Linked DNA regions of Homo sapiens: region 1 is linked to region 2. Evidence: read pairs that join two places in POLR2A ChIA-PET (ENCODE). Cell type or tissue: A673. All regions are shown on one strand. Links, peaks and the distances in the headings refer to the core of each region. The heading gives the core; the rest is flanking DNA.

The links. ChIA-PET counts read pairs that join two places held together with the same protein. Peaks named below come from ENCODE experiments on the same cell type or tissue, not always from the same donor. Only the 100,000 strongest peaks of a DNase experiment are listed, where the experiment ranks them.
Region 1: POLR2A ChIA-PET joins it to region 2 with 10 read pairs; 3 of 35 experiments call an interaction of 5 or more read pairs at or near these places.

Annotation. Positions count from the first base shown.
Region 1 is chr3:172,082,196-172,095,099 of GRCh38, reverse strand. The region is part of intron 1 of FNDC3B (fibronectin type III domain containing 3B); the gene reads right to left. Among named protein-coding and RNA genes, the nearest start is that of FNDC3B, 49 kb to the right of the region's middle. In A673, for the core only: no CTCF peak of the experiment used is centred there; a DNase peak (open chromatin) is centred at 7,709; H3K4me3 peaks cover 574 bases; H3K27ac peaks cover 1,689 bases.
Region 2 is chr3:172,213,918-172,226,821 of GRCh38, reverse strand. The region is part of intron 3 of FNDC3B (fibronectin type III domain containing 3B); the gene reads right to left. It also overlaps the pseudogene RPS27AP8. Among named protein-coding and RNA genes, the nearest start is that of FNDC3B, 180 kb to the right of the region's middle. RefSeq lists a silencer at 2,709-3,003 and an enhancer at 3,546-4,049. In A673, for the core only: no CTCF peak of the experiment used is centred there; a DNase peak (open chromatin) is centred at 5,071.

The DNA.
Region 1 (12,904 bases), core at 3,249-11,248, 130 kb after region 2:
TGAGTCAATGAAAAACAAAAATTGCCGAGTATTTTAAAATCACCATTACTGAAGAGAGTATTCCTTTGATGAAGTCTGTTACCTCTGACTCTTCCTTTCCATTACCACCACCAGCAGCAACACCCTAGTTCAGGAACTAGTCAAGTCACTACTAGATTCTGAAAAAGTACAGGACCCATTTACTCTGCCTACTGTCCCTGTCATGTCCCTTCTGTCCACTCTACCCTGCACATGCAGACCATGTAATTTAGTTCTGGAACCTCACTTCCACTAAGCCACTACACACCCGCTCACAGACCAGTGATTCTTCAAGCAGAAGCACCCATAAGAGATGGGGAACAGAGGACTTAGCACTGTGAGGGGAGTCATTCTACAACACTAACCATTCAGGTTAGAGTTTCTCCAGATATGTGCAGGAACTATCAGCAACAGAATTAAGCGGGGTGCTTGTTTAAAAACGCAGATTCCTCACAGATATTCACAGCAGCATTACTTAAATAACTCAAAAAGGAGAAACCATCCAACAGAAGAATGGACACACAAAAATGTATCCATTTTATGGACGCATAGCTTAAATGTATCCATTTTATGGATACATTCCTTAAAAAGGAATAAAATACTGATACATGCTACAGCATAGATGAGCCCTGAAAATATTATGCAAAGTAGAAAAGGCCAGTTAGAGAAGGCCACATAATGTACGATTCCCTTTATATGAAATGTCCAGAATAGGCAAATGTAGACAGAAAGTAGACTGGTGGTTGCTTGGGGCTGGGGTTGACGGTGGGAAGCAACTGCCAACGGCTATGAGGTTTCTTTTAGAAGGGACAAAAATGTTCTAGAATTTGCTAGTGGTGGTGGTTACACAATGCCGATGTTCTAGAATTTGCTAGTGGTGGTGGTTACACAATGCCGATGTTCTAGAATTTGCTAGTGGTGGTGGTTACACAATGCCGATGTTCTAGAATTTGCTAGTGGTGGTGGTTACACAATGCCGATGTTCTAGAATTTGCTAGTGGTGGTGGTTACACAATGCCGATGTTCTAGAATTTGCTAGTGGTGGTGGTTACACAATGCCGATGTTCTAGAATTTGCTAGTGGTGGTGGTTGCATAACGACATGAATATGCTAAAAATATTAAATTTTACACCTTAAATGCATGAGCTGTATGACATGTGAAATATATCTCAATACAGCTGTTTAAAAATCCAGAGTCCTCAGTTCTCACTTAGATCTACTAAACCAGAATCTCTGAAGGGAGGCCTAGATATCCTCCCTTTGAACAGAAAGAGCAGGCAGTGTGTATTCTCACGAAATTCTCCAGAAGATTCCTTAGTACACTAAAGTTAGCACTGCCTTTGATCTTTTTCTGAACCTTAAAGGCTATACCAGTGTATTTCCTTCCAGGTGCAGTGACTCACACCAGTAATCCCAGCACTTTGGGAGGTTGAAGAGGGAGGACAGCCTGAGGCCAGGAGTTCGAGACCACCCTGGGCGACACAGTAAGAGACCCACTCTCTAAAATATTTAAAAATTAGATGGGGCCGGGCGCGGTGACTCACGCCTGTAATCCCAGCATTTTGGGAGGCCAAGGCGGGCGGATCACGAGGTCAGGAGATCGAGACCATCCTGGCTAACACGATGAAACCCCTTCTCTACTAAAAATACAAAAAATTAGCCGGGTGCGGTGGCGGGCGCCTGTAGTCCCAGCTACTCGGGAGGCTGAGGCAGGAGAATGGCGTGAACCCGGGAGGCGGAGCTTGCAGTGAGCCAAGATAGTGCCACTGCACTCCAGCCTGGGTGACAGAGCAAGACTCCGTCTCAAAAAAAAAAAAAAAATTAGCTGGGTGGGGTGGGGATACTGAGGTGGGAGGATCAGGAGGTCAAGGACCCAGGAGTTTAAGGGGTAGTAAGCTATGATTATGCCCCTGCACTTCACCCTGAGCAACAGAGCGACAATCCTGTCTCTAAAAAAAGATTCTGGCCAGGTGCAGTGGCTCATGCCTGTAATCCCAGCACTTTGGGAGGCCAAGGTGGGAGGATCGCTTGAGCCCAGTAGTTCAAGACCAGCCTGGACAACATAGAAAGATGCCATCTCTACAAAAAATAAAAAAGTAGCCAGGTGTGGTGGTGCACACCTGTAGTCTCAGCTCACAATCTCAGCTACTCAGGAGACTGAGGTGGGAGAATCACTTGAGCCCAGGAGGCAGAGGTTGCAGTGAGCCATTATCATGCCACTGCGCTCCGGCCTGGGCAACAGAGTGAGACACTGTATAAACAAAACAAAAAAATCTAATGTATTTCCTACTCTGCCCTACACAACCCTCCCATGTGAACAGTGTCCTGATACTGGGGAGCAAGAGACCGCTGCTGAGCTTTTGCTCTTGCTATTCTCTCCTCCTCTTTTCCAGGACACCCACAGTTCTGTCCAGGTCGTGCTACTTAAAGCTACATCAAAATTACTACGGTTCACAGTAACCTCTACAGAGAATCCTTAGGGTCTTCCTATCCTCATGCATGAAAGGAGGGTGATGGACTGGGTAATGACTAGACTTTCTCCCATACCTGAAATTATGAGCCTCTCTGAGAGATACTCAAAAAAGACTCCAGGCAAACAGCCTTTCCTCCATTCAGTCCACGTTTTACATCCACATAATAATGTGTATTGAGCAATTTTCTCCCCCACTTAATAATGTGTGGGGAAGCTAAATAAATTAAGGAAGAATCTTTTTGTTAAGGCTCAGAAAATGTATACCTAACACAAGGTAGAGTCCAGCATATGACAGGGGCTCAGGCATTTGATGAACTCCTTAACTGATAGCCAAAAAGTCAATCGTTTAGCTTGAATCTCTTCCTGGATCTCCAGGTTTGCTGAGGAGTCCATACAGAGCTTTTGCATGGAGAGACCTGTCATTCTGTGCTGCTCTGTTTGACATAGGAGGTTTGCTGTTCTTCTACTCCAAGATGATATTATCAACCACTATCATAAACACTTGAAATGTGCATTGTTTTTTCTATCAGTAATGATGGCTTTATGACAGCATTTGAGAGAAACTTAAGGTTAGAGGTGCCATGCATGGTCATGAAATGAACACAGAAAACTGACTCATCTTATAGTCAAATTTACAACCCTATTTGAGGCAATCTAAAGCCATCTGTTACAGCACTCCCCTACCCCCTCACCTCCCTAACACACACACACACACACACACACACACACACACACCCCAGTAAAGTCAGGGCACTGTGAGTAATATTACTAGAAGCTACACAATTTTGACCATTTCTCTTTAGTGACTACTCTTGTCAAGATGACTAAATACAAATTCCACATGAAAATGTGTGTTAAGAGGTATTTCCTACAAATAAAAGCCAACTTTTGAAGATAATTTTTGCACCATATTTAACAGATATGAATACGTATTCTTATATGTTTAGCAACTGCAGTGACAAAGTTACTTCCTAAAGCTAAAATTAAGATGCTCCAAAGCAAATATACACAAACATGCATGCATGCATACACACATACACAAACGCACACACACTTTTCAGAACACTAGGAAACTACAAAGTGCTTGATACTACAATGCTCATCTCTAAATCTATTTTTAAAATTCTGACTTCTGTAATTTCTAATCATATTTTTTCATACATCTGCAAATTAAGGGAAAATATCTACCTTTTCTTCCATATGTACTGCCTCTATTCACATTTTAAAATTACATAGATAGAGCAAAACCTTGGTAATTCAACTTAATTGAAGAAAAAAGGCCCATCTAAATGTATGAAAAGAAGCATTTGCAACAAGAAATTTAAAGGCAGCTAAAACTTTCAACAGCACTGACAGGTGGAAATCCTCTGTACTTAACAGATAAGACATACTTGTATCTATAACAGTTACTTAAAAAATATTTTCCCAAATACTTCAGAAGAGTTTTATTATATTCTACTCCTTCCCTCCACTTCCCCAAGCCCGTCCTTGTTTTACTTATTTCCTAAACTCTTCATAGGCAATGAAGAAATTACTGGGATGAAAAGTAGTTATATAGGTTCAGTATTCCTCACCTGAAATGCTTGGGACCCTAGGTGTTTCAGATTTCAGATCTGAATTTTCAGATTTTGGAATATCTGCATATACATAATACAAAGTATCATATACAGGTATCTTGGGGATGGGACCCAAGTCTAAACATGAAATTTCTGTTTCACATACACCCTTATACACATAACCTGAAGATAATTTTATACAATATTTTAAATAATATTATACATGAAACAAAGTTTTGGCTGCAACCAGTCACACAAGGTTGGGTGTGGAATTTTCCACTGTGGCATCCTGTTGGCACTCAAAAAGTTTCAGATTTTGGAGCATTTTGGATTTTCAAATTGCAGATACTCAATCTGTATTATCTTCAGTACCCGGATCACACAAGGTAAAGAATAATTTAGTTTTGTGAGCTGGATCCTAAGTAACAGGAAAAAACTGAAAGGGTGCCATTTCAGTTCATTTTCACAACCCTATCCCACTCCATGAGCAAGGAAAGTGATTAAGAATACTGCTCTGGAGAAGCAGGAAACTTGGATTATTCTGTTCTCACCAAGAACTATTTCTGTGTTCCTAAGCACAAGTCCTTCTCCAGCTCCCTGTTTGTTTGTTTGTTTGTTTGTTTGTTTATTTTTGGTCACAGCCCTAGGTTTCCTCTCACATGCCCACTCCAATTGACTTTGGTACCTGCCTAGAGTGCAGAGTTGAGAAAGATTCACTGCCCCCGCTCAGTGATAATTAGAGATGGCTGTCAAGGTCATGGGATTAAGGAGCTAGGAGATGTGCATCACATATTTGCCATCCACTGGTTAGAAAAAAGCACCAAGGACCTGCCTGCTCAAGTTTTCTCAGTAACAACAGTAGCAGAAAAAAGGAGGCACGTTTGAAGTTGGACGAGTTGTAGAGAAAAAGACAAAGTCTCTGGCTTCCACTTCTAATTCACTCAACATTTCAGAGATAATATTAATATCTGGAAATTCGGAATAGACTAATTTTAAAAATTTTAAAGCAGTATCTAACAATTTACATATCAGGATTAAACACAACTGTTCAACTCATATAACAGCCATCACAACTGACAGATATCACACCCAAAACACTGATACAAATGAATTATATATGTCGAAATCATATTTGTCATTAACGTTGTAAAAAGTTGAGATGGCCGACCTGGGAATTCATTCCCTCAGTTGTTCAAACATTTACTCGGTATCTTATGCAGCCGGCACGGTGCAGACCCTAGATACATAGTTTTCCACTTATGGCTGACTTTGTAATTGAGCTATTCAAGAGATTTTTAGATAATGAATCGACACTGAGATTTTCAAACCTCCATGCCTTGATCTTCACAAGACAGCCTTATTAGAATCTTGATTTTTTTAATGTTCCAAGAGTCTTCTGTCAGAGATATTAAGATAGTGCTATGACTGAAATTATATTAATGGCAAAAATCATAATTACTTTTGTACCCACCCAATAATTTAAAATCTTCATACTGCTGAGGGCTTAATACACCCTACATTCGATTTGTGCATGGTATGTGTTGTGCCGTCCCCTACCTTCGATCAACTGATGACTCAGTACTGATCTTCCCAGGGAAATCCTCCAAACCTCTGCGGACAGCTGTGCCACATTGCATCCTGTTTCCAACATTCACTAAGGAAATTTCCTCATCCCTAATGAATTCTTACTGTTTTTTTCTAGGGTTTAAGAAAATCCTATGGTAAAATATCCTGCCCCTAGTTTTATACTGTACCCCTATAACACACATTTTAAAAGATGTTTTCCTACACTCTTGATTCAAATATTTAATTTGGAAACAAGAATTAGTAAAGTAATAATAATTTGTGCTGAACTAATTTTTACTTTTACTTTGCAAATTAAATAATTAATAATTTGTGAACTAAATTTTACTTTGTCCTATGGGTATTAGTTGCTCACTATGAATTTTGAGAGCTCACAGGACATTGAAAATCCCATTTATCCAAAACTAATTCTGTGAAATTCAATACCATGACAAGTCAGTGCTCTTGTCAATGCCTTTTTTGTCCCGTAGAAAGCTAATTTATCACTTAAAACAGAACCCTGAATATTATTTGGCTATTGTCTGTAAATTTTAAAATCTTACAGTTGAATAAATGAGTAAAAATATTACTATTGTTATAGCTTTTGTACAAGCTAATCATTTTAAGCATCACACATTCCACAGGAGAATACTGTCAACACAAGTAATCATAAAATCATAATGGCTACCTTTTGTAGAATTTATTTAAAATGTGGTTTTTAAATGATCAATTGCATTTCTTTTTTAGATTTCACTATGTAAAATTTATCTTTTTATTTATAAGTGTAACACTGGCACCTACTTTTAAATCAATTTATGAAACCATTCTCTTTTGTAGGATAAGTATTGTCATTGAAATATACATCTTATAAAATACAGTTTAAAGAAATGTAATAGCTATGTACAAAACATTTCAAACATTTATATTCAGCAAATCAATTGCATTTCAAAATATAATTACGAAGGTACAGACTTGTGTGATTTGATGTATGGGCATTACATTTAATTTAAAACATACTTTACATGGGATTCATTCTAGCACGAGAGACACTGACTGAAACCCACATGATACTGAGGAAAGATGACCGTGGTGGCCATCTGGAGATTTGGGTTTCAGTTCTGTTATGTATGCTAGCTGCAGGAGTTAGGTTTCTCAGTCTACATTTATTTGCAACATAAAAAGGTTGGACTAGACTACCTGCAAATTCCCTTCTAATATGAACTTCTGTGGTACCAGTACAGCGGTTTTGCTAATTTAGGATTCAAGTTGTAAATAAAGGCCTACTTGGAAGAAATTTTCCCTAGAAAGTACCTTGTTTAGCCACATAACTTTATAGAAAAATTACAATAGCTGTACAACACTCATTTAGGTCACACCTTGAATGATAAGCATTTTTAGGCTGTCAGCTTTTCCAGGAACAAGATGTGGCAGGCAATTTCCTGGTTCTAAGCATATGACTTACTCTGAAAAAAACGAATGGCTGAGGTGACGAATGATAAAAGCTTCAAGATACATGAACCAAAGTGGTATATACTACATTCTCATCTCTTGCTAATGTGGACTATCTTCTCTTGCATATTTCTAACTATTTAGAGATCTCCAATTATTTGGAGATCTAGAGCTAGGGCTCTCAAATTCTCAATCAGCCTTCACGTGCTACAGAAAGATCACAAATGGAGAAGCATTGAATTCTTATAGCCCCTGGCAAATACCAAAGATTCCAAATCATATTTGTACATCAGCATTAATTTTTCCCCAGTGAGGGTTTGATTTCATTTCCAGCATGTTACAACCTATACAAGTTTTAAAAATGCAACATCAGGATTTAAAATTTGCAATGAAATTTGAAAAAAAAATTTTTTTTAATCAGCAGCACCTCTGAGATTATCTATTCCATCCCTTATTTTTCAGAGGTCACACCACTGATTAATGGCAGGATAAGGTCTCTTGCTTCTCAAATCACTTCAAATTTCTAAGCATATTTTCCACCTAAGTTTACAAAGGAAATCTAACCAAGTTATAAGCTCTTTTAACGCCCACACACATATGCACTCATTCTTACTTATCAAATTCCAAAATGTTAATTATCCCACTGTCTTTCCCTATTACATCAGCCTCTATGTGAGAAGTCCCAAACCTGGCAAGTAGTACGGCTCACAGAGAAAACAAGTATTATCTATGTGAATAACAGCAAGTCTCTAAAAGACCAACAGCAGAAGAAAAAGATGGCTTCGGTCAAGCTGATAGTTTATAATATAGGCAAGGTAAGTTATGCGCCTTAACTAGAAGTACATTACCTAAAAATAGGAAATCAATTCTTTTCAAAAAAGGTATATTTATTTTCTAAACAAAAGAAAGATGACTCAAAATTATCCTTCTCATTCCGTTTGGATTCTACACTGTTTTGAGCATGCCACTTCCTTCCATCTCCGGGAGTGGCTTGGAAGAAATGGAACTATAAACTCTGGTAAAAGTGAGGAAAAGCAAGAAACCATGTGAAGCCAGGAACTCACCACCTGTGGTGTCTGTTCTTTAATAAATCTATCCAGGTGAAAATTTCTAAGGTATGTGACACAGGAAAAATACTCTGCTACATGCTAATACATCTTCTGTAGAAAACTTCCATCAAGCTTGAGAAACTCTGAGTTGAAGAGCTAGAAGTTCTTTAACACTACACTTCAAAGAACTTTTAATATACACTGAGAATCTCCCCAAGGCCGAACGTTTTTGAACACACAAACTTTTTAAGATCTAATGTTCACTAGAGAATGCCTTTTGGATAACTCTGATCTAACAACTTAATTCTTTTCAATTCTCCTAATGAGATTATGTGAAATCCCAATTTTATAAAGATTATATGAAAATAAGAAATGTTATTAGCATTTCACTTACATAGTTCCTTTAAATAAGAACTTAGGCCAATTTTTACATAAAGAGTCACATAATCAAATAGGCAATTCATGAGTCTAAAGGACTAATTGTACAATCTAATTTATCCATATAATAACAAAACACAAGTCACATTTCCACATTAAACATGGCTTGAAATTGCCAATTTTCCAATGTACCCTTGGAAGCATATGCCATTTGTTCTTTATATTAAAAGGGAAGCAGAGCTTTTTTTTTTTTAAAGATCAGGTCTTGCTCTGTCATCCAGGCTGAAGTGCAGTGGCAGGATCATGGCTCACTACAGCCTCTACCTCCTGAGCTCAAGCAAACCTCCTACCTTAGCCTCCCAAGTAGCTGGGACTACAGGTGTGTGCCACCATACCCAGCTAATTTTTAATTTATTGTAGACACGTCATCTCTTTATGTTGCCCAGGCCAGTCTCAAACTTCTGGCCTCAAGTGATCCTCCTACCTCAGTCTCCTAAAGTGCTGGGAATACAGGTGTGAACCACCATGCCTGGCCCAGAGCTTAATTGTTTAGGTCTTAGACAACAAATCTCAAGCATTCATTTCTCCTGGATGAAATATCACTTTTTACAAGTAATATTTTTTAAATCTTTTGCAATTTTTGCCACCTTTACAAACAGAAAAATAAAAGCTCTCTAGAATAGAGACTATGTATACACCTATAGAGCCCTTCTAATACTGTATCTGAGAAACAAGCAATGTGGCCATGCACTTTTAACATCCGAATCCATTATGCATTAATAGTTCAACAAAGGAAGCACTTTTCCCCAGACTCACATTCCATGCTACCACTTCCACAGTCAAAGCACTGAGGTTAATTCCTTTGAATTGCTATCTCTTCTCTTCTGCATACCATCAGCAATCATAACCATAATCATAAAAAGTCTAGACCTCAAAGAAGCAGAGGTCTTAGATAAACACATCAAGGGGCTCCAAGTTTCAATTGCCTAACAAGGGCCATGGAGGCAATGTCGATGAGTGAAGTGGTTGACCTTTCCTTTATTTCCTTTCAAAAAACATGGCTGAATATTTCTTCATATTTAAAAATTAAAGAATGTAAAAGATGGGAAAAAGCAACTGACAACTCAGCTTCGGTATCAAGAGTTAACAGAGAGTCAGGGGGACTGTGGTAAACTAGAGAGCAAATGCCCTTTCTTAACAGTGAGCTGCTATTTAGTTCAAGACCTTCACTAACCATATAGGAATGCAGGCCATGTTGTCAGATCTTTCAGTTTCTAAAGAAAAAAACAAAACAAACAAACCAAAAAAGCTAGAAATCTTATTTTACGTGAAATCCCTTAGTTCTTAAATGTTGCTTGCAAAGTTTTTAAAACACTCTACAAAACCAAACGCAAAAAAATCTGTAGGCCATATCCTGAAGCCCAGCTTTACAAATTCAATCTCATTGATCAAATCAAATGAGGTAAGCAGTATCATCCCAAGATGTCCCACCACTTGCTCAAAGCTGAAAACATAATCTAAGATCAAGGAGATGATCTCATCACCTTGTAGCACCACGTATTTACCACATGTTGATTCATTTCATCACCAAATTTACTATGGAGCTGGAGAACCCACTATGCATTAATATGCTGTTCCAGAAATTGAAACTTCACCAGTGCCCAAGACAAAAAAAGAAAGGCAAAAATTCTTGTTCTCATTAAGTTTACATTCTCGTAAGGGGAAAGAAACAATGAACATAATAAGTAAATTATGTAGTATGCAAGAAAATGATACATACTATTTTAAAAAACAGAACAGAGTAATTGAAATCAGGTGCACTAACTACATAGTCTCCTACTTTATGAAAGTTTTATTTGGGGCCAAAATCTTTTCTAAGGAGATAAGAAGCCGAATACGGCCAAACCATGTAACTGGACAAATTAACCTTGAATGTCTCAGTTTCGTTATCCATAAAATAAAGATACTGTTGCCTGATCTATGTAGCCCCAACTTACGTTGAAGACAACCATTAGCTAAATATTTGAGTGAACAAAAGTGAAAATAATAACACTATTTTAGTGGTAGAAGCATAATACTGCCTCATAAATCTTTCCAGAGATTCAGAATATACGTGTGTGTGTGTGTATGTGTGTGTGTGTATACATATACATATTTTTTTTTTGAGACAAGGTCTCACTCTGTCACCAGGTTGGAGTGCAGTGGCACCATCTCAGCTCACCACAGCCTTGACCTCCCAGGTTCAGGTGATCCCCCGACCTCTGCCTCCCGAATAGCTGGGCCTACAAGCGTGCACCACCACGCCCAGCTAATTTTTTTTATTTTTTTGTAGAGACAGGGTTTTGCAACATTGTCCAGCCTGGTCTCAAACTCCTGGCCTCAAGCAATCCTCCCACCTTGGCCTCCCAAGCTACTGGGATTAAAGACGTGAGCCACGGCACCCAGCCCAGAATACTTTGTAAACGTCCCAAGCCCTTTGATCCTTCAGAAGTAACAAGTAGCCACTAAAATCATTAACGTTTCCCTTCCATTCTGATGTTGACTGATCCAAAGGCCACAGAACTGTGGCAACCTCCATGAACTCTAGGAGAGGCTTTTACTTTTTTATACCTCTCTATTGTCTGAAAAAAAAAATTTCCTTTACTAAGAATATAAATAACTTTCACAATTAAAAAGAAAAATAAACTAAGGTCACAATGCAGTTAAGAAACAGAGCTAAACCTATGCCTGGGTCCACCTGGCTACTATACTTTCATTTCACAAAAAGATTAATAGATTTAACAGTGTAGAAACAAGATTTATAATTCCTGATTTCTTTTAGTATTTTTTTATTATAATCTGACCACATCTTGAAATCGTAAGAAGACGTCAATATACAGAAGAAATCAAGTTCTTTATATTTTCTACCCATCTTCACTCTAATTATCCAGCACTTACCATTTTCATTATGAATTTGCTTCCTAACAACTACCTGATGTCTTGTATTCTCTGTGAAGTTGCTAGTGAAGTGTTTTATTTGATTGTCCCAATTATAGGACATGATGGTTTTGAGACACCCCTCCATAGGTCTCTCATGCTTCTACATATCCTGCCATTTTGTATCAAGGCCATTTCTCAAAGTTATGTTTGCAGTGAGCAATGTGAACAGACAGATGAGGTAGTATCTTCCCCCTTGGAACAAAGAGCAAGTTCATTTACTGCATGCTATAAAAGCAGCAGATTCTCCGAGTTCAGTGTTCCTCAGCAGCAACGCAAACCCAAAGTGTGTGCAGCTCCATCTGCACGCTCCATCCTTATCACCCCTGTGGGACATGGAGGCAAGGACGAACCAACATAGGCATGCCAGTAAGCCCTAAGCATAAGAGTTTACACTATTTGGTATGTCAGGAGTAATACAGTCCTTTTTCTGTGGTACAGGAACCCCTTGTCTTCTCCCAGCATCCATGAAACTGTGGCAGGCTAACTATCACTTGAAGTAGGGTACAATCAAAACCCAGACTCAACAACATCAAATCAAGTTAAATAATCACTTATTTATTCTGAGATGTTGTTCTTGGTAAGCTTACACACCACACTTGCAAACATTCTAACCCTAACAGCATGCCTAGTTTCCTTTGTACTTTATCACTAAGGCACACAAACATATATACAGACATGAAATATCGTACTTCATACTGGGTTTCAGAAATACTTAATAAACTTCAATGGAATCTAGCTGTCACTAATTCAGTACCTCTTACTTCTAAATGAGTAGAGAGCTACATCTGGATGTGAAACTGGCATTTCCAATCCAGTCTTCTACCCTTTCACTCCCTCAGCACAGACCACTTCAGAGAAAAGAAGAGTAAGTTTTAGGCAAAGAGTCATAAAAATCCACATTAAGTCAAACTTCTCTGGGCCTGAATCTGTTTACCCACAAAGCAAGAGGGCCAGACCAGAGGGACTTGTCTCTTTTTCCAGTTACAATTCCAGTGATTCCACGTTCAGCCTATACATGGGTGGAACATTCTTTGCTGCTTCGTTCAGTGCTGGAGTAGGTTACAAAGTGTGGTCCTGCTGAACGGCTGGAGAATGAACTAGATGTCCTCTCAGGATGACTCCCGGCCCTATAATCCCATGATGTGCTTATAATGGAATTTGGCTGTCCTTATAATTAGAAATGTAGCTTGCTGGTCACACATCTGGATCAGATAAATCTGCACAAAGAGCATTTCACCAGAAGCAGAAATGCCAAGCATCCAGCAGCTGTGTCGTTACATCAGCCTTGCAAATAACAAGGAATACTATTTGTCCATAGAAAGTAAATGACTGGGTCAGGCAGGAATAAAGCTAAGTTTATTCACATTATTTGGGGACAGGAAAAAATGTTTATGAAAACATATATTGGTCAGACCTCCACATTAATGAATGAGACTGAT
Region 2 (12,904 bases), core at 2,974-10,973:
AAAATAATTAATGTTTTCAATGTACTATCCAAACTGAAGATAATTAATGACTTTGACAATTTGCTCTTCAAAAGTTGGTATATATTGCCTTAAAGCTAAACCTGAAACCATGAATGAAAAGGAATTCTCCAGCTATACAACTCAAAGAAAACAAACAAAAAACCCAAAACTATAAGTATCTTTATAAATATTTAATGATTCCCAAAACCTCAAGTTCCATAAACCAAGATTGCTCAGTTAGTAGTAGTGTAACAGAGTGGGGCAAAAAGTTTCTTTCTTTTTATTTGGCCTTTAAAAGAATGCATAATTAATCAATATTTAAACAAATCAATTATAAAATTATTTTTTATTCTGGTTTAGAAAGCTCCTATAGACTTTGCATTTATGATTTTCAGTTAGATTATTTTTAATAAATTACTGTAATATGCCATAATTTGAAATAGAAGAAATCCTTAAATTATTCCAAACCAACTGAATAAGGCAGGGGGAAAGAATACATTTTTTTTTTTTTTTTTTGAGACAGAGTTTCGCACTTGTCACCAAGGCTGGAGTATAATGGCGCGATCTCGGCTCACTGCAACCTCTGCCTCCCAGGTTCAAGCGATTATCCTGCCTCAGCCCCCCGAGTAGCTGGAATTACAGGTGCCCGCCACCACGCCCAGCTAATTTTTGTATTTTTAGTAGAGACGGGTTTCACTGTGTTGGCCAGGCTGGTCTTGAACTCCTGACCTCAAGACCCGCCTGCCTTGGCCTCCCAAAGTGCTGGGATTACAGCTGTGAGCCACCGTGCCAGGTCTAGATCATATTTTAAAATAAGGAACTATTAAAAATATGTATGCCAAATTTACATGGATTATTTCAAAGTAAAGTATTAAATTAACAAGAAATTTGTTTCAAAATAGGAAATTCAGTTTTCTGATCCACCATCTGGGATGGAACCACAAGCAACAGGCAGATTTTCATAAAAGTCCTTACAGGAAGAGCACCACTCTCAAGGTTGAACCCTTGGACACAACAGAAAATCCAAAGGCCAAGATCCAGAATAAAGAAGGAATTTCTCCTGATCAACAGAGACTGATCTTTGCTGGCAAGCAACTGAAGGATGAACATACTCTAACTACACATTCAAAAGGAGTCCGCTCTTCATCTTGTGTTGGGACTTCATAGAAGTAGTCATACCACTCCCAAGAAGAATAAACATAATAGAAAAAGATTAAGCTGGATGTCCTGAGATACAATAAGGTGGATGACAACAGCAAAATGAGTGGCCTTCATTAGCAGTGTCCTTCAGATGAATGTGATGCTGGAGTTTTTATGGCCAGCCACAAACAATTGACAGACATTATTGTGGCAAATATTGTCTGACTTACTGCTTCAACAAACCAGAAGACAAGGCTCAGCACTGTGGCTCACTTGAGCCCAGGAGTTTGAGACCAGCCTGGGCAACATAGCGAGATCCCATCTCTACAAAAAATAAAAAATTAGCTAGGCATGGTGGTGCGCGCCTGTGGTCCTAGCTACTTGGAAGGCTCAGGTGGGAGGATGGCTTGAGCCCAGGAGGTCGAGGCTGCAGTGAGTCAAGATCAAGCCACCATACTCCAGCCTGCGCACAGAGCAAGACCCTGTCTTCCCAAAAAAGTTTTTAAAAACAGAAGACAAGTAATTGTGTATGAGTTAATAAAAGACGTGAACAACAACAAATTAAATTCAATGAATGTTAATTACATGTCTAAGGCAAACAACAAATGGCAAAGGTTAACAGTTACCCAAGACATAGTTTTGAGTTAATATTTAATTACAAAGAAACTGGCTGTTGTTACATCAAAATCAACTTCAGACACCTTTCAAAGATCTAACGATTAAATAAATGGCTTCCCTAGAAGTGCAAGAACCTCATGGCCACTGGTTTTCTATTTGGTGGCTGGCTCGCCTATTTAGCAGCCCACCTCCCAAATGTCAATAGAAAACTATGTGTTTCTAGTCTGAGATGCGACTTCCTGGCTCCAAGTGCCTTGCATTGTTTATTTGCTTTATCCTAATGTATGTTGTGCTGTCGGCAATGAAAATTGCTCAGCTGGAACAAAAACCAAGAGAAATACAACACTTTATTTGGTAAAAGGCAGATCCTGCCATCCAGTGCTGCATTTAAACGTGCACACAATGCATCCTTCACTTCACAGTACAACCAGCGTTATGACCACTTCACAGGAGAGGACTCAGCAGGGGGAAAGGGACAGGGACACTGGTGAGCATATGAACAAGTCTGTGAAATAGGAAAAAAAACAGGAGCAGGGAAGAAAATTTGTATACTATTTATCTAACATTCCAAATGCCAACCGTTCAATCCAAATTCATGGATAATATACCAAATCACTCAACTATCTGGTCATCTCTGTAACTGTAAAAAGTAAACACAGCAGTCTCTCACATGCTAACACATTGGCAATAATTTAAAGCAAAAGAAGAGAATGGCATAAAAATCGATCATTGCATGACCCCATTTAATTCTTAAGTATAATTTAAACGAATACATCCACCAATCGCTGAAGGCTTTGGTTTCCAAATCCATTTTTCTTGTCAGCCTCAGCATTTTTGACACAGCCAACGAGAGAGTTGTGTATTTACTTAATATTTGTATTTGAATTGACTCATTAAAAATAAATCATAAACAATGATGTCTGCCCCATCCTGAGCAGTATCTGTGAAATTCAAGGGCTGATGTACACAGCTCAATGGAGCAGATGTTAAGAGTGTGATCTGCCTGGTTTTATTCCCCAGCTCACTATTCACACTGGTTGCGTGACCTTGAACAATTCACTTAGCCTTTCTGAACCTTACTTCCTAATAGTCATAAGTGAGAATAACAATTCTTACTTCATATGGTCAGGTTTAAAGATGAAATTCATTACACGCAAAAGCGCTTAGAGCAGTGCATGGCACAATAATCACTCATCAAAATGTTACTAGTTATCATTATTCTTTACAATGCTTTTTATAATTTTATAGATAGTTTTGGTTGCTTTTTAAATTTTTTTTTGTTACTATTACAAGTAGTAAAGCTTTTTAATATTCCACACCCATGCAACATAAAATCAACAAGTATACACTTGGTACAACATTGACTTAGGGAACAATCCTTCCTCATTAGGTAAAAATAAAATGTTTCACAGTACAGAGTGTGAACAGAGGTGCTACCATCTCAATAAAGTATTGCTTTTTAATCACCAAAACGTATACCATGCAAATAGTCTCTTAACCCCAGGCATGACCCCTAAAACTGTTAAAGTCATTTGTGTAAAATGCTTTAAAGAATGTAGGACAAGCATGTGATTTACAGCTAGAAAAGGTTTTCTTCACAGTCTTGATTTCAAGAGTAGCCAAATGACTTTAACATGCTTGTTCCCCCTTTTGTCACTGTCATCAAAACTATTTCAAAGGACATTTAAAAATATGCACTAATAGTTTCCAAAACTCCACCTTGCCTTAGAACCCCAAGTTCCTCTCCTTTCTGAAATAAACCATTGCATCTATAGGCAATTTGGAGTTTAAAAGCTAGCAAAATAAAATCTCATTCACCATAGTGGTACGAAAAGAAGTTATTGTCTTCCTAAACATTTATTTCCCAATCTGTGAGTTTACTATCTCTGCTGAACTGTGTTTGAGAATGCCCAATATTATTGTAATCTTTCCCTAATTAAAACACTAATTTCTCTTCGTAAAGTTCCTAAAAGTCTGCTAGCAATTGTTAATGAATTGAATTTTCATTTACTTAAACCTTGAACCAGAAAGGTTGGAGAGCCGCTTTATTATTCAATCAATGGTAATTAATGCAATGATTGTATGACAGTATTCACACATCAAAGAGACAAAAGGAAAGACCAGCAACATTGTATTCTTAGGACCACACAAGCTCTTGGAGAGCTCCTGAGCCTCCACCAAGGCTGCAAGATCATTCTGCCTCATCCTCTGTTTCTTCCCTGCTACCAGGGATCCCCAAGAGCAGGGGCGCCCAATCCCCAGGCCACGGACCACTATTGGTTTGTGGCCAGTTAGGAAATGGGCTGCACAGCAGGAGATGAACAGTGGGCAAGCGAGCATTACTGCCTGAGCTCTGCCTCCTGTCAGATCGGCAGCGGCATTAGATTCCTAATCAGCAGCGAACCCTATCGTGAAGAGGGATCTAGGCTGTGTGCTCCTTATGAGAATCTAACTAATGCCTGATGATCTGAGGTGGAACAGTTTCATTCTGAAACAGCCCCCCTCACCCCCAATCCGTGGAAAAATTGTCTTCCACAAAAACGGTCCCTGGTGCCAAAAAGGTTGGGAACTGCTGACCTAGAGCTCACACATCTCAGATGCTATCTTCACAACATTCACCCATTCTGGGAGCAGACAGAACCAGACTGATTAGGTGAATTACAAATAAAGTTTGGAAGTCTGAAATGGTGGAAACTGGGAATCCAGGGTACAAATCATCATTTAAACAAGTCTTAGAAAAAGATCAGCTATAAACTAATCAATTATACTATAATTTCAGGCACTTTTAAATGGTATTTTTATCATCTGAGTATTCATGTGCTTGTCTATAATCTGATAATGAATTCATAGAATTATTGTGCTTGTCTATAAACTGGTACTTGTGTGTCTAAACGGCTATTTTTCAACAATAGCCATTAGCTGCAATAGATCACATTTTTTCCTAATTGATTTAAATATCATCTTGCTCAAAAAGGATGTAAAGGAGTTGACATCACAACATAGCAAGATGAAAATAAGGCAAAGATGAAATAATGATGTGATAAAATCTAATTTATCCTATAAAAGTGACCCTTCAGTCTTTTTAAATAGCTGAGGAACAGAAATTCTTGCTGGCAGAAGTAGCCATAAGGCCACAGCTAGTAGGTAAACAGATAATAATGGTGAAAGTAATTATCAGAACAAATGGTCTAAATACAAGTACATTTAAGCTGTTTGCAATGGGTCTAAGACTGCATACAAAATGTGAGGTCTTCTGATGAATCTCATAAATGTCTAATGATGAATCTGCAATCATTCATGGTGACTCAAGACTCTTACACAAGCTAAGAGATAATGTAGGCACTTTGGTTAGCCTTGACATTCTTTTTTTTTTTTAAATTATTCAACACTGATTAATCCCACAAGGGAACTAAAAGGAAGACAAAGAAAATAAAGCACAGATGCTAACTTTAAAGAAATTCGAACTCTGCTGCAGTGGTTCTTCAACTTCAGTGTGCATCCACATCATCTAGAGCGTTTCTTAAAATACAAATTGCTAGGCCCCACTTCGCACAGTGTCAGAATCAGAAAGTTCAGAGGGAACCTCCAAGAATGAGTATTTCTAACAAGGTCCCAGGTGGTATGGATGCTGCTGTCTAGGGACCATGCTTTGATAAGCTCTGACTTCATGAGACAGAAGACTATAAGAACCAGACTTTCCACCAACATCAGGAACTAGACAAGGATGTCCACTTTCATCACTGAGATTCAACATTGTACTGGAAGTTCTAGCCAGAACAATTAGGCAAGAAAAAGAAAGGCATCCAAATTGGAAGAAGTAAAACTTATCTACTCACATATGACATATCCCAACGTATAGAAAATCTCAAAGATCCCACAAAAAAAATTACTAGAGCTAGCACACTAATTCAGTAAACCTGCAAGGTATAATATCTGCACAAAAAAAGCCAATTGTGTTTCTACACACCAGGAATGAACAATCAGAAAATTAAGAAAACAATTCCAATCATAACAGCATCCAAAAGAATAAAATACCTGGTGATAAATTTAATCAATGGAGTGAATGGTCTATATACTGAAACTACAAAACACTGCTAAATAGTAGCATGAAAAAGAAGATTTATTTATTTTTTTTTAATAGAGCCAGAGTCTCACTATATTGCCCAGGCTGATCTCAAACTCCTGGGGCTCAAGTGATATTCCTCGGCCTCCAAAGTACTGGGATTACAGGCATGAGCCACCACACCCAGCCATGGAAGATTTATTATTAAGCTAGCAATAATACTCAAAGTGATCTAGAGTCAATGTAATCCTATCAAAATTCCAGGGACTCCAAATAGACAAAAAGAATGAACTTGGACCCCTATCTCATATCATATACAAAAATCAACTCAAAATGGATCATAGACCTACTTATAGAAGCTTAAAAAAAATAAAACTCTTAGAAGAAAACAGAAGTAAATCTTCATGACACTGCATTTGGCAACAGATCTATAGACACCAAAAGTACAAGCAACAAAAGACAGATAAAATGAACTTCATCAAAATTAGAAACTTTTGTGCATCAAAAGACATAACTAGGAAAATGAAAACACATCCTATAGAATGGGAAAAATATTTACAAATCATATTTGATAAGGGACTTGTATCCAGAATATATGAAGAACTCTCACAACTCAACAAAAAGACAAACAACCCTACTTAAAAATGGCTAAAGGAATTGAATAGACATTTCTCCAAAGATAATATGTAAATAGCCAACACACAAACACATGCACACACATAAGAAGATGCTCAACATCATCAGTCATGAGGAAAATACAAATCAAAACCATGATGAGATACCACTTCACACACACTAGGATGGCTATTAAAAGACACACACACACACACACAGAAAATAACAAGTGTTGACAAAGTTGTGGAGAAATTGGAAACTTGTACACTGCTGGTAGGAAGTAAACAGAAACTGTGGAAAACTGTACCACTTCCTCAAAGTTAAATGTAAAATTACCTTATGACCCACCAATTCCACTTTTACTTGTATTAGGTTGGTGCAAAAGTAACTGTGTTTTTTGCCATTGAAAGTAATATATCCAAGAGAATTGCAAACACATAAACAAACACATCTACAGGCATGTTCACAGCAGCCTGTACATGTGTTCATGTTCACAATACTCAAAAGATAGAAAGAGCTGAAATGTCCATCAGGAGAAGGATGGATAAAATGTGTACAAACCATAGAATACTACTCCACCATAAAAAGGAATGAAGCACTAATACAAGCTACAATGCTGATAAAGCTTGAAAGCATTAGGATCAGACCCAAAAGATCACCCATATTGTGTGATTCCACTTACACGAAATATTCAGAATAAATAAATCTACAGAAACAGAACTCAGATTGGTGGTTGCCAAAGGCTGAGGCAGGAGGGTGGGTGGAAGGTTTGCAGGACTGAGGAGCATCCGCTCAATGGGTACAGCTTTTTGGGGTGATGAAAAACGTTTTGGAAACAGAGGTAGTGGTTGCATAACATTGTGAATAGGTGTATTTACTTAATGAGTTAATTTTATGTTTTATGCATTTCACCTTAACAAAAAAAGAATTGAAAAATTATGCAAATAACCAAAGAAAGATAAGGTAGTAAAACTGGGGTTACTAACAAGCTACAAAACAGCAACTGCATATAAATCTCTGAGAGCACATTTTCATTCCACATACATTCATATTTGTAAGGACACTATTTCTAGACACTGTGCTATGCAAAGGCCAAGAGGTGCATTGTCTATCCACAAGCAACTGCATGGGGATACAGACATATAAACAAATAAACACAAGAAGGCATTTCAGGCACTGTCTAAATTTTACAAGATTTAAAAAGATTACTATCTTGTGGAAACGTTAGTAATTGCAGAACTGAGGAGGTCAAAGGCCCTTAGGATATAGTAGAAGTCTCACAGCTTTACAAATAAACAGACTGAGGCCCAGAAGCAAGCTGACCAGCCCAGGAAAGAGCAGGCAAGAGATGGAACAACAGGGACAAGAACTCTGTTCTTCTTGTTTTTCTAATTTCACTTTCCTTTGAAAGCAAGATCTCTTGTTCCTTAAACTGCTGCTGGCAAACTCGTCTTCTTTCAAGGTGTTATTTTCACACAGAAGCTAGGTACTGATGGCACTTCCTCTGGCTCAGGTAAAATGATGGAAGGCATACTGGTCTCTCCAACCTGTGACTACTTCTTCCCAAAGGCATCCAGCCAGAGAGGAAACAGGGCAGGAAGGCGCTAAAGAGGCTTGAGTTTGCACCTGGACTCCATCACATTCTAGCATGACCTTGGGGCAAATTACTTAAAACTCTCTGATCAACACTTTACTGGCCTACCAAAAGGGATGACAGCTGCTAATTTCAAGGGTTGTTGCAGGACTGGAAGATGTAATGCATATAAAGTACCTAGCACTGTGCCTCGATGAATAATATCTTAACAACTTTCACACTGCCCCAGTAGAAGAAAAATACCATGTGAACAAAGAGGTTCACACAGTGTTATCATTCACCACAGAGGCCAAATGAGTTACACAGTTTCTTAGATGAGCAAGTGAGTTTTTTTACTCTTCACATTCTTTCTCCTAAAGTATCTTTCCATCTTATAGCTTGGCAAGAATATCCTCCTCTTGAAAATGTAGTATCTTCACGATAACCTAATTATGGTTATTAAAAAATAAGAAAATAAAAATAACAAGGTAAGGGTGGCTGCTTTGTCATAGTTGTCTACTCCCCCCAACCCTAGTCCTCTGTGTCTCCCAAAATTACCTGTCCTGCTTCCCCAATTTCTAGGAAATCTTGGAAAGTTAGGTGTGCCAGCTTTCGGGATGTCCTCAGACAGCTCTAAATCAAAGGACCAGCCCTTTTTTTTTTTTTTTTTTTTTTTTTCCTGAAAGTCGATCTTCTCCGTTTCTCTGGCATTGGCTTTATTTCAAGAATTTCTAGTCTGGCCCAGTCATTGTCTTTAAAAGGAGCAAGTGACCAAAAGAACAAATTGCTCAATGACTAAATTTTCCTGCTAAAATCTTAACGTATATCACTACCAAGAACCAAAACTGAGTTGCTGATAGAATTGTTAAATAAGGGTAGCCACCATCTTCTCACCTGGCCATTTCAAATCACAAGGCCAGCGTTAGTGAACAATTCTGTCTTGCCAATTTGAAATTCAAGTCTTTTCTTTCAAACATTCCTCTTTGAACTTGTTTTGTTACTTAGCTGTTTTAAGGGCATCAGGAATAGAAAGACCGGGGTTTAATTCTCACATAAGACAAGCTTCTTAAATCCCAATTTTCCTCAATTTCATTGAAGTTGAGGTATCTACCCAATTAGCTACTTTATCAAGTTGTTTTTAGGCTTAAATGGTTTTAAAAAAAAAACCCTATACACTTATTGTGTAAATACATAATGCTATTCTTTTGTTAGCTTATGTTTTATTAAATTCAATCAACATTCATTGTGCAAGATGTAAGGAATTGAAAGTCACACAGAAGATTTTATAACACATACATAAACAACAAACTACTGCATAAAGCAGCAGCAATTGTTTCATTAGAGGCAAGGAACTCTGGAGCTGGACAATAACAATTATCCTTAGAGTGGGTGGGGGAAGAATATTCAAAATTCAGTGACTAGCAATGAATGGTACAGAAAGTTGGTGAATCCATTCACAGCAGGCATGATGACCTAACATGGTTTCAAAAAGAACTTGATTTAAATTCAGGGCTACAGAAATGCAAGCTTTAAGACTGTCAAAGACATCAGGTACCAGGAGACAGGCTTGTAATATAACCTTCAACTCCAGTTTTTAGAACCCTTGGTTGTTGCTTTGTTCAGTTCAACAAACTTTTGTTGAACCCAACGTAACTGCCAGACCTTGTGCAGGATGCCAAGGACACAATGACATTGAAGAGAACAAGCATTTCTGTTCTTAATTATGGAGAGAATGGCATGCGGAATGAGTAATGCACAGGTGCACAGAACCATGTGGGGGACGGGGAGACCCAGCTTTTGGCCTGAGGTTTCTGTGTATCTCAGCATGGAGTCAGGCATATAGCCCAGACAACTCAAGCAGCATGAGCATTTGGTGAAAGTCTGATCTAGCAACAGAAATAATTGAAGAGTTAGGTAGAAGACCTCTGAGAAAAGGTCCAAGAAATTATCTTTGGAAAAACAAAAAACAGTGGGTTCCATACATCCAGAGTGACGGTGAAGCTGAATCTCCCAGGGTCTCAGGACTCTGCTCTTCAAGTTAAACTTTATCACCTTGCCCCAGTTTGAAACATAATTTACTTAGGCTACAAATAAACAACATTCAGGATTACCTTATCATTTAAACTTATTTATTTATTTTGAGACAGGGTCTCGCTCTGCCATCCAGGCTGCAGTGCAATGGCATGATCACAGCTCAACGCAGCCTCAACCTCCTGGGGTCAAGCGATCCTCTCACCACAGCCTGAGTAGCTGAGTAGCTGGGACTACAGGCAAGCCACTACATGTGCAGCTGGTTTTTGTATTTTTTTGTAGAGATGTGGTCTCACAATGTTGCTCAGGCTGGCCTTCAACTCCTGGCCTCAAGCGATCCTCCCACCTCAGCCTCCCAAAGGGCAGAGATTACAGGTGCGAGTTACTGTGCCCAGCCAGTTAAACTTATTTAAATGAATACTAAGATCCCATCTTTCTTTGTTTTGATCTTTAATGTCAGGTTTGGAATGGCAGGTAATCCAAAGATAGGCTTATTTATACTTAAACCAGGACCCCGTAAACATTAAAGCCCTAAAGAATTATACAAATGCAACTCAATAATACTGAGAAAAGGCTTCTGATATTTAACAAGTAAAGTCCCTGCAAATATCAACAGCAAAATTAAAACAAAGGCATCACCAGAGCATCGAGTGCTTCATTTCAAAACCTTTAAAAGCAAACCATCCCAGCATTTTCTCTCTTTGGCACATGAAGGGCATCCGAGACGCCCTCGGACTTTCTCACACAGCGTGAAGAGGATCTATTAGCATTTCAGCTAATAACAAACTCAAGACGGAGTTCCCAGGAGAGGTGAATAGGAACAGGTGAGCATGACTCCTAGTGGTATCCTCTAGACAAACTTGTTGAGGGTAAAAAATTACCCCCTATTCTGCTTATCAGAACAAGGCTATTTAAATTTTAAATGCCCCGAGGTAAAATGCAGACTAAGATGTTAAAGTTTACTCATTTTGTAGAGAAAAGAATCAGAAAGATTGCTCATTAAAAGTCGATGCAAGTAGAGCAACTAAGGGAGGTCTCAGCAGGAACGGGGCAGAATTTATTTGCTGCACTGGCCCCGAGTCCAGGCTGGACTGCAGTGGCGCAATCTCGGCTCACTGCAACCTCTGCCTCCTGGGTTTAAGTAATTCTCCTGCCTCAGCCTCCCGAGTAGCTGGGATTACAGGTGTCTGCCACCATGCCAAGCTAATTTTTGTATTTTTAGTAGAGACAGGGTTTCACCATGTTGGTCAGGCTGGTCTCGAACTCTTGACCTCAGGTGATCCACTCACCTCGGCCTTCCAAAGTGCTGGGATAACAGGCGTGAGCCACCACGCCCAGCCTCCGAGTCTTTTAACAGGGTTGCCTGTCATTCTCTCACCAGCTTTCTCTGCTCTTAGGAAGAGTTATGAAAGGGAACAGAGATGAATAAAACCTTGTCTACTCTTCCTCCATGTACCCCCACTTCCATCCCATTTGCCTGGCCACAAGGCCCTCTTCTCCCAGTGGGGACAGAGAAGTGAGCAAAAGACAGGACAGCAAACAAGTGTTTTTATAACAAGTCCATGAAGAACTCATGGGCAAATACACATTTCCTATTTTATTTGTGTTCCACTTTACAATTCCTAGGTCATGCTCTGGCAGGGCAATTTTGCAAATAGTGCTGAAATTATTAACCAGACAACAAAATGTCATTGTACTCCTCACAAGCTCTGTTTTACATTATTCATCTGTTACAAATGAAAGAACATGAAAAACATCACCAACCTGAAAGCTGTATGACAAGTAATAATCATGTATTGCTTTACCAACATATCATTACTCAATATATTTCAGGGATTTCAATTATTGTTGCTTTAGTGAGGCTTACAAAGCAAACCACAGAAGATCCCTTTTAACTACTCTCAGGGTTGGCTCTTCCATTGCCCCTGCAAGAGTGCCTGCCATAAAGCAAAGTCTTTGACAACACTGTAAGGGCATTTTATTGACAACATCCTAACGTGGTTTACTAGCTTAGTTCTTTTAACTCATGCACTTAAAATCCAAAGGCAAGAGAGAAATGTCCAGGATGTATGGACTAGAACTACTAAGGAAAATCAAAAGTGATTATGGAAATGGAAAAAAAAATGAACCAAATATTCCATAAACACAGAGTCATAGTTTATCTACCTGATGCCACTTTCTTGCCAATCTAGAAGGCTGCTCAATGGAAAAAAAAATGAACCAAATATTCCATAAAACAGAGTCATAGCTTATCTACCTGATGCCACTTTCTTGCCAATCTAGAAGGCTGCTCACTCACTCATCATCACTTCAGTGTCAGGCTGGAAGGGACCAGCAATCTCCAAAAATTAACTTAACTTTACAAAAGTGTCTTGATTGTTAATAAAAATCCTCTAAGTTGTCCGGCAGCTGGGACCTAATAATGGGCTGTGAGATGATTAGTTTGATGTATATAGTTCCAGTCTCTGCCTTACCTAAACCACACAGAAGGGGTCCGGAAAGTAAATGAGAGTTCTTACAGACCAGCCTGTTGATTTTACTCTTTTGTTTGTAAGTGAAAAACAAAGGGCAGGCTAAGGGCTGAGGGTAAACAACAACTACAAATAGGTTAGGCTCTCTTACCTCTGAAGTGTTTGGCGTCTGATCAAGGGCAGTCAGTAAACACCCCCAAGCAATTGTGGGAAAGTTGGTCACCTAGACTGCTATTTTCTCAGCCATAAAAATGAACTGACAAAGTTATTGTTTGAGAGGCACCAGACTGCTTTATGGCGCGGCACCATAGATGCTTCTAATTTTGGCACATTGCCTCCACAGAAACAAGCAATTTTTACTAAACAAGCTACAATTTCACTTTCAAAAACCAA